Linked DNA regions of Homo sapiens: region 1 is linked to region 2. Evidence: read pairs that join two places in POLR2A ChIA-PET (ENCODE). Cell type or tissue: GM12878. All regions are shown on one strand. Links, peaks and the distances in the headings refer to the core of each region. The heading gives the core; the rest is flanking DNA.

Region 1 (2,922 bases), core at 328-2,827, 230 kb after region 2:
GCCATTCTCCTGCCTCAGCCTCCTAAGTAGCTGGGACCACAGGCCCCGCCACCACACCCAGCTACTGTTTTGTATTTTTAGTAGTGACAGGGTTTCACCGTGTTAGCCAGGATGATCTCGATCTCCTGACCTTGTGATCTGCCCGCCTTGGACTCCCAAAGTGCTGGGATTACAGGTGTGAGCCACCGCTCCCAGCCGTCTAATGTTCTTTTGTTTCAGCTTGAAAGACTCCCCTCAGCATTTCTTGTAGAGCAGGTTTACTATCTACAAACTTTCTTGGTTTTTAGCTTTGTAATGTCTTCATTTCTCCTTTGTATTTGAAGGATAGTTCTGGCACATATAGAATTTTTGGTTGACAATGCTTTTCTTTTAGTAATTTGAATATATAATTCCATTGCCTTTGGCTCTATGGTTTCTGATGCGATGTCAGATGTGACTTTTATTGAGGATGCCTTCTACATGATTAGTTGTTTCTCTCTTGCTGTTTTCAGGATTCTCTCTTTGTCTTTGTCATATAACAATTTGATTATAATGTGTTCCTGTGTGTATCCCTTTGAATTTATCTTACTTAAAAGTTTGTTTAGCTTCTTGAATGTGTAGATTCATGTTTTTCATCAAGTTTGGGACACTTGCAGTCATTATTTTTAAAAATAATTTTCCTGCTCCTTTCTCTTCTCTCATTCTGGGATTCCTATTATGCTTATGTTATGCCAGATGGTATTCCACAGACTTCTTAGACTCTCTTTATTTAAAAAAAATTTTTTTTTATTTCTGTTCATCAAGCCAGAAAACCTCAAGTTACCTATTCTCAGGTTTATCTATTCTCATGACTTCATTTTTTACCTGTTCAAATCTGCTGTTGAGCCTCTCGTGAATTTTTAATTTACATTATTGTACTTTTCAAACCCAGAATTTTTATTTGATTGCTTTTTTATAATTTTTGTCACTTTGTTGATATTCTGTATTTGTTGAGACACTGTTCTCATGGTTTCCATTAGTTCTTTAGACCTGGCTTTTGTTTTTGTTTTTAGCTCTTCAAGCATATTTAGGACCATTGATTTAAATAGTCTTTGTCTAGTAAGTCCAGTGACTAGGCTTCCTCAGGGGCAATTTCTGTTAATTTCTTTTTTCTGGGTATAGGCCATAGTTTTTTGTTTATGTCTTGTAATTTTTTTGTTCCAAACTGGATTTTTTGTATATTATAATGTGGTAACTTAGGAAATGAGATGCTCCCCCTCCCTGTGGATTGTTGCTGCTTGTTATAGCTATGCCTTGTTCATTTAGGACTTTTCTGAACTAATTTTGTGAAGTCTGTATCCTTTGTCATGTGTGGCCACAGAGGCCTCTCTTCCACTAGCTTAGTGGTCAGCTGATGAATCACTAGAGATTTATTTACACGTCTGGAATGACAACAACAACAACAGAAACCCCCCAGTCTTTGCAGATGGGCTGTGTGTATGTTGTGAGGCACGCCTTCAAGGTGCAGCCAGGCATTTTACAACTCTGTCTTAGTTTTTACTTCCTGTTTGCAAAGATCCTGAAAGTCAGCCAGAGGTAGGAGCTTAGGGCCCTCTTAGGTCTTTTCTGAGCATGCACCCAGTTGTGGCATGCATGTGACTTTCTTGATTCACAAAAATATGTAGGAGCTCTTCAAATGAAGCCCATATTCCCTAAAGTATCTCATTCCTTAGCCTTTCCTCCCAAGTGTTTACATTAGTCCATTGTTTGTCTCTTGCCCCAGGTAATAGCAATGAGTACATTAAATGTTTTCAACAAATGCATGCCCCTACACCCCACCTCTCCTCCCCTGTAGACCTCTACCACTCCCACACTTCTACCCTTGATATCTACCTTAGCCCTGGGAGAGTTCTGAGTTAGGCAAAAGACAGGCATATCCTTTGAGCCAGTTCTTCAGGGAGCCACTAGACAGGTCAAATCAGTCAACCACAATTCTTTGAGAATAAGATATGTTCTGCTCCCTGTGGTACTAGGTACCTGTACTGGAATGTTAGCTGTTGCCTTCAAGGCTGCTGCTGAACTGGGGAGTGGATGGGACCAGGGTAAATTAAAATTCCATGACTCTCTCTTAGCTGTTTATTTTGTATTAGGTGTTCCCTTGCTTGTAGTAAGCTTTTGATTATTTCCCAGTGTTCTGAAACAGTTGATTCTGGCAGTTTTTGCCAGTTATTCATTGTTTTTAATAGAGTGACAGACTTGGTGTTCTCTACTGTCTTAGTCCATTGTCTGGTGCCATAACAGAATACCATAGACTGGGTAATTTATAAAGAAAATAAATTTATTTAAAATTAATTTAAATTGAAATTTGCTAAATAGCTCTTCATAGAGATTATTTTAGTTTATATGCCTACCAGCAATGTCTGAGAGTGGCTGTTTCTCTATACCATCATCAACACTACTTAGTATCAAATTTCTTGATCTTCACAAATTGATGGATACATGCCATCTCTTTTTGGTTTATTGGTTTTTCTCTTATGATTTTGGATAAACATCTTTTTAGGTGTCATTCGTATTTGGTTTTCCACTGAACTGCCTTTTTGTATCATTGACCTTTATTCCATTATTCTTGGCCTTTAAAATTTATTTATTAGTTATTACCACTACCTCTTGACTAGGGTAATATATTGAACTGGTTCAAAAATCAAAGTGCTATAAAAAGGAGTACTCAGTAAGTCTTGCACCTGCAGTTGGTAGCTATTTTATTAGTTTCTTATTGATCCTTCCATGGTTCTCAACATGCAAATACAAGCAAATGCTAAAATACTTGTTAACTCCCTTTTTACACAAAAGGCGGCACCCTATGTCTACCACTTGTGTATTGTTTTTGTCATGTACTATTTTCCTGGGGACCGCTCTCATCCTTTTTCATGGCTGTGTATTTACCAGAATTTACTCAGTCAGTAC
Region 2 (2,922 bases), core at 251-2,750:
TCTAGGGGGGACCACTTCACAAAAGTAGCTGCGCGATTAATTCTCAGGATCACCAGGGTTGGCTTCCAAACACCATCTTTCTGACTCCAGACATAGGCATTGCGGTCTGCCCCACAAGTGACAATGCGGTCGCTCTTGGGAGCCCAGTCAATACCTGCAAGTGAGACATGGGTCATCTGCTTTGCCCAGTCAATGACAAACAACTGCGGCACAGGCAGGTGGGTGGCACTGGCATGCCAGGATGAGACGTGGTCTTGGGACCTTCCTCCCAGGCACATCCTTCCCACTATCTATGTCCTGATCACCGCCTCAAGGAAAGGCAAGGATGCTTCTCTGCAAAGCGTCTGGGACTCGGGATTGTCTATGAGGTCATGTAGAAGAGCTGTTTTATAATTACAGACTTTACAAAACTAAACGGGGCCATTCTTTCCACCCATTCACACATTTCTAAGACTTCTAAAGATCTGAAGATTCATTACTTCTTTCTTTCCTCTTTATTAGATTTTTGTGTGTGTGAAAATAACTGTATTCATTAACACACCTCATTCTATGATATTAACCAACAGTCTGCTACATGGCATTCAACTAAAACAGCATACAGGGTAAATAAAAATAATCTTTAGTGTAAAGAGGGGGAACTATATATTGTGATTCATCATATATTCTTCTGAAAGTCACTGCCAGTTGAACCATACTGAAAACCTTTTCTACATGATGCAGGTCCTGTGAAAGAATCCTTGTTTCTTTGCATCTAAACCAGGAAGATACCTAAATATGTATCTGAATGTAAGGTTTATTTTTCTTATTTGATGAGACTTTACTTATCTGGTACCTCTGTGAAGAATCCCAAAGTCAAGGTCAGTTTTTCATATACCAAGACTCAAGGTCAGTTTCTTATATACCAAGAGCAAAATTCACCATGACTCATTTAACACTTATTGATGAGGTATTTTCTTTTCTTTTCTTTCTTTTTTTTTTTTGAGATGGAGTTTCACTCTTGCAGCCCAGGGTGGAGTACAATGGCACGATCTCAGCTCACTGCAACCTCCGCCTCCCGGGTTCAAGCGATTCTCCTGCCTCAGCCTCCCGAGTAGCTGGGATTACAGGCAGATGCCACCATGCCCGGCTAATTTTTGTATTTTTAGTAGAGACGGGGTTTCACCATGTTGACCAGGCTGGTCTCGAACTCCTGACTTCAGGCGATCTGCCTGTCTCAGCCTCCAAAGTGCTGGGATTATAGGCATGAGCCACAGTGCCTGGCCTTGATGAGGTATTTTCTATAAATATAATTTCACATTAAAAAGTACAGAAATATTACTAATAAATATTTATTACAGATCTCTCTCTAAAAATTAATAATTAGCATTCTTGACATTTATATGGAAAAAAGACAAATATACCTCTGAGCCTCAATTACCCATAAGTCATAGTGACTGAAGAGTTAGGCCGGGCGCGGTGGCTCTTTGGGAGGCCGAGGCAGGCGGATCACGAGGTTAGGAGATCGAGACTATCCTGGCTAACACGGTGAAACCCTGTCCCTATTAAAAATGGAAAAAATTAGCCGGGCGTGGTGACAGGCGCGTGTAGTCCCAGCTACTTAGGAGGCTGAGGCAGGAGAATGGTGTGAACCCGGGAGGCGGAGCTTACAGTGAGCCGAGATCGCACCACTGCACTCCAGCCTGGGTGACACAGCGAGACTGTGTCTCAAAAAAAAAAAAAAAAAAAAAAAAGTAGTATGAAGAGTTTAGTTTATTCATTCATTTACCCACATGAAATATCAGCTCAATTTTTTGTACCACTGAAGGGAAGAAAATATGAGAATGTGTTCTAAGTGATGTTTATTTTATTTATTCATTACAAGATAATTTTGCTTGCTGTCCTCTTTATTAGATTTTTTTTTTTGAGACAGGGTCTCACTTTATCACCTAGACTGGAGTGCAGTGGCGTGATCATAGCTCACTGCAGCCTCAACCTCCCAGGCTCATGAAATCCTCCTACCTCAGCCTCCTGAGTAGCTGAGACTACAGGTGCAAGCCACCATGCCTGGCTAATTTTTTGTAGAGATGGGGTTTCACCATGTTGCCCAGGCTGGTCTTGAACTCCAGGGCTCAAGTGATCTGCCTGCCTCAGCCTCCCAAAGCACTGGGATTACAGGTGTAAGCCTGATCAATATTTATTATTATTAAAAAGAAAAATCATTATCTTTTAGAGATGCAAACTGAAATATGAAACAATATAATGTCTGGGATGTGCTTCAAATTAGTACAGGAAAGGAGAAAGTGAATTGAGAAGAACAAGATTGGCTGTTACTCGATAATCGTGGAATGCAGGTGATGGGTATAAAAGGCTCATTATACTATTCCACTTTTTTAAAAATCTGTTTAAAATTTTCCATGGTAACAAAACATGTTTCTTAAAAATATTTAATACAAAAGAATAAAACCTCAGAACTCTGATATCCCTGATGTTTGCCACACTTCTTTTCTTTGTAGTATGGACTAGTTTTTTCTTCTAGAATGCTTCAGAAAATATTTTTTTCCCCTAAAATTACTATCTTTCTGAGAAAATATGTCTGATCCTTGATCTCCTGCCCCAGAGTTATATTTAGATTTTTCCAACAAGTTATTTCAGATCTAAAAAATGCCATGTGAGCAGCTAGACAGAAAACAGGCCCAAGTTCAAAGGACCCCAAAAGAGAAGTAGAGGGAAAAAAACACATAACTAAATATTTCACATTTTTGGCGATTTCTTTGGTCTTTCATCTTTGCCTTTTCTCATTTAAAAGTATTTCCTTTTAAATTCTAAAATTCCAATTAATTTTTTTTTTTTTTTTTTTTGAGACAGAGTTTTGCTCTTATTGTCCAGGCTGGCGTGCAATGGCACAATCTCGGCTCACCGTAACCTCCGCCTCCCAGGTTCAAG

What was found. ChIA-PET counts read pairs that join two places held together with the same protein. Peaks named below come from ENCODE experiments on the same cell type or tissue, not always from the same donor. Only the 100,000 strongest peaks of a DNase experiment are listed, where the experiment ranks them.
Region 1: POLR2A ChIA-PET joins it to region 2 with 5 read pairs; 3 of 35 experiments call an interaction of 5 or more read pairs at or near these places.

The regions. Positions count from the first base shown.
Region 1 is chr7:99,110,834-99,113,755 of GRCh38, reverse strand. The region is part of intron 1 of SMURF1 (SMAD specific E3 ubiquitin protein ligase 1); the gene reads left to right. Among named protein-coding and RNA genes, the nearest start is that of SMURF1, 32 kb to the left of the region's middle. RefSeq lists an enhancer at 1,766-1,835. In GM12878, for the core only: no CTCF peak of the experiment used is centred there; a DNase peak (open chromatin) is centred at 1,495; H3K27ac peaks cover 593 bases.
Region 2 is chr7:99,341,525-99,344,446 of GRCh38, reverse strand. It overlaps ARPC1A (actin related protein 2/3 complex subunit 1A), which reads right to left. Exons shown (of 10, transcript NM_006409.4): 4 at 1-154. Among named protein-coding and RNA genes, the nearest start is that of ARPC1A, 17 kb to the right of the region's middle. In GM12878, for the core only: no CTCF peak of the experiment used is centred there; no DNase peak of the experiment used is centred there.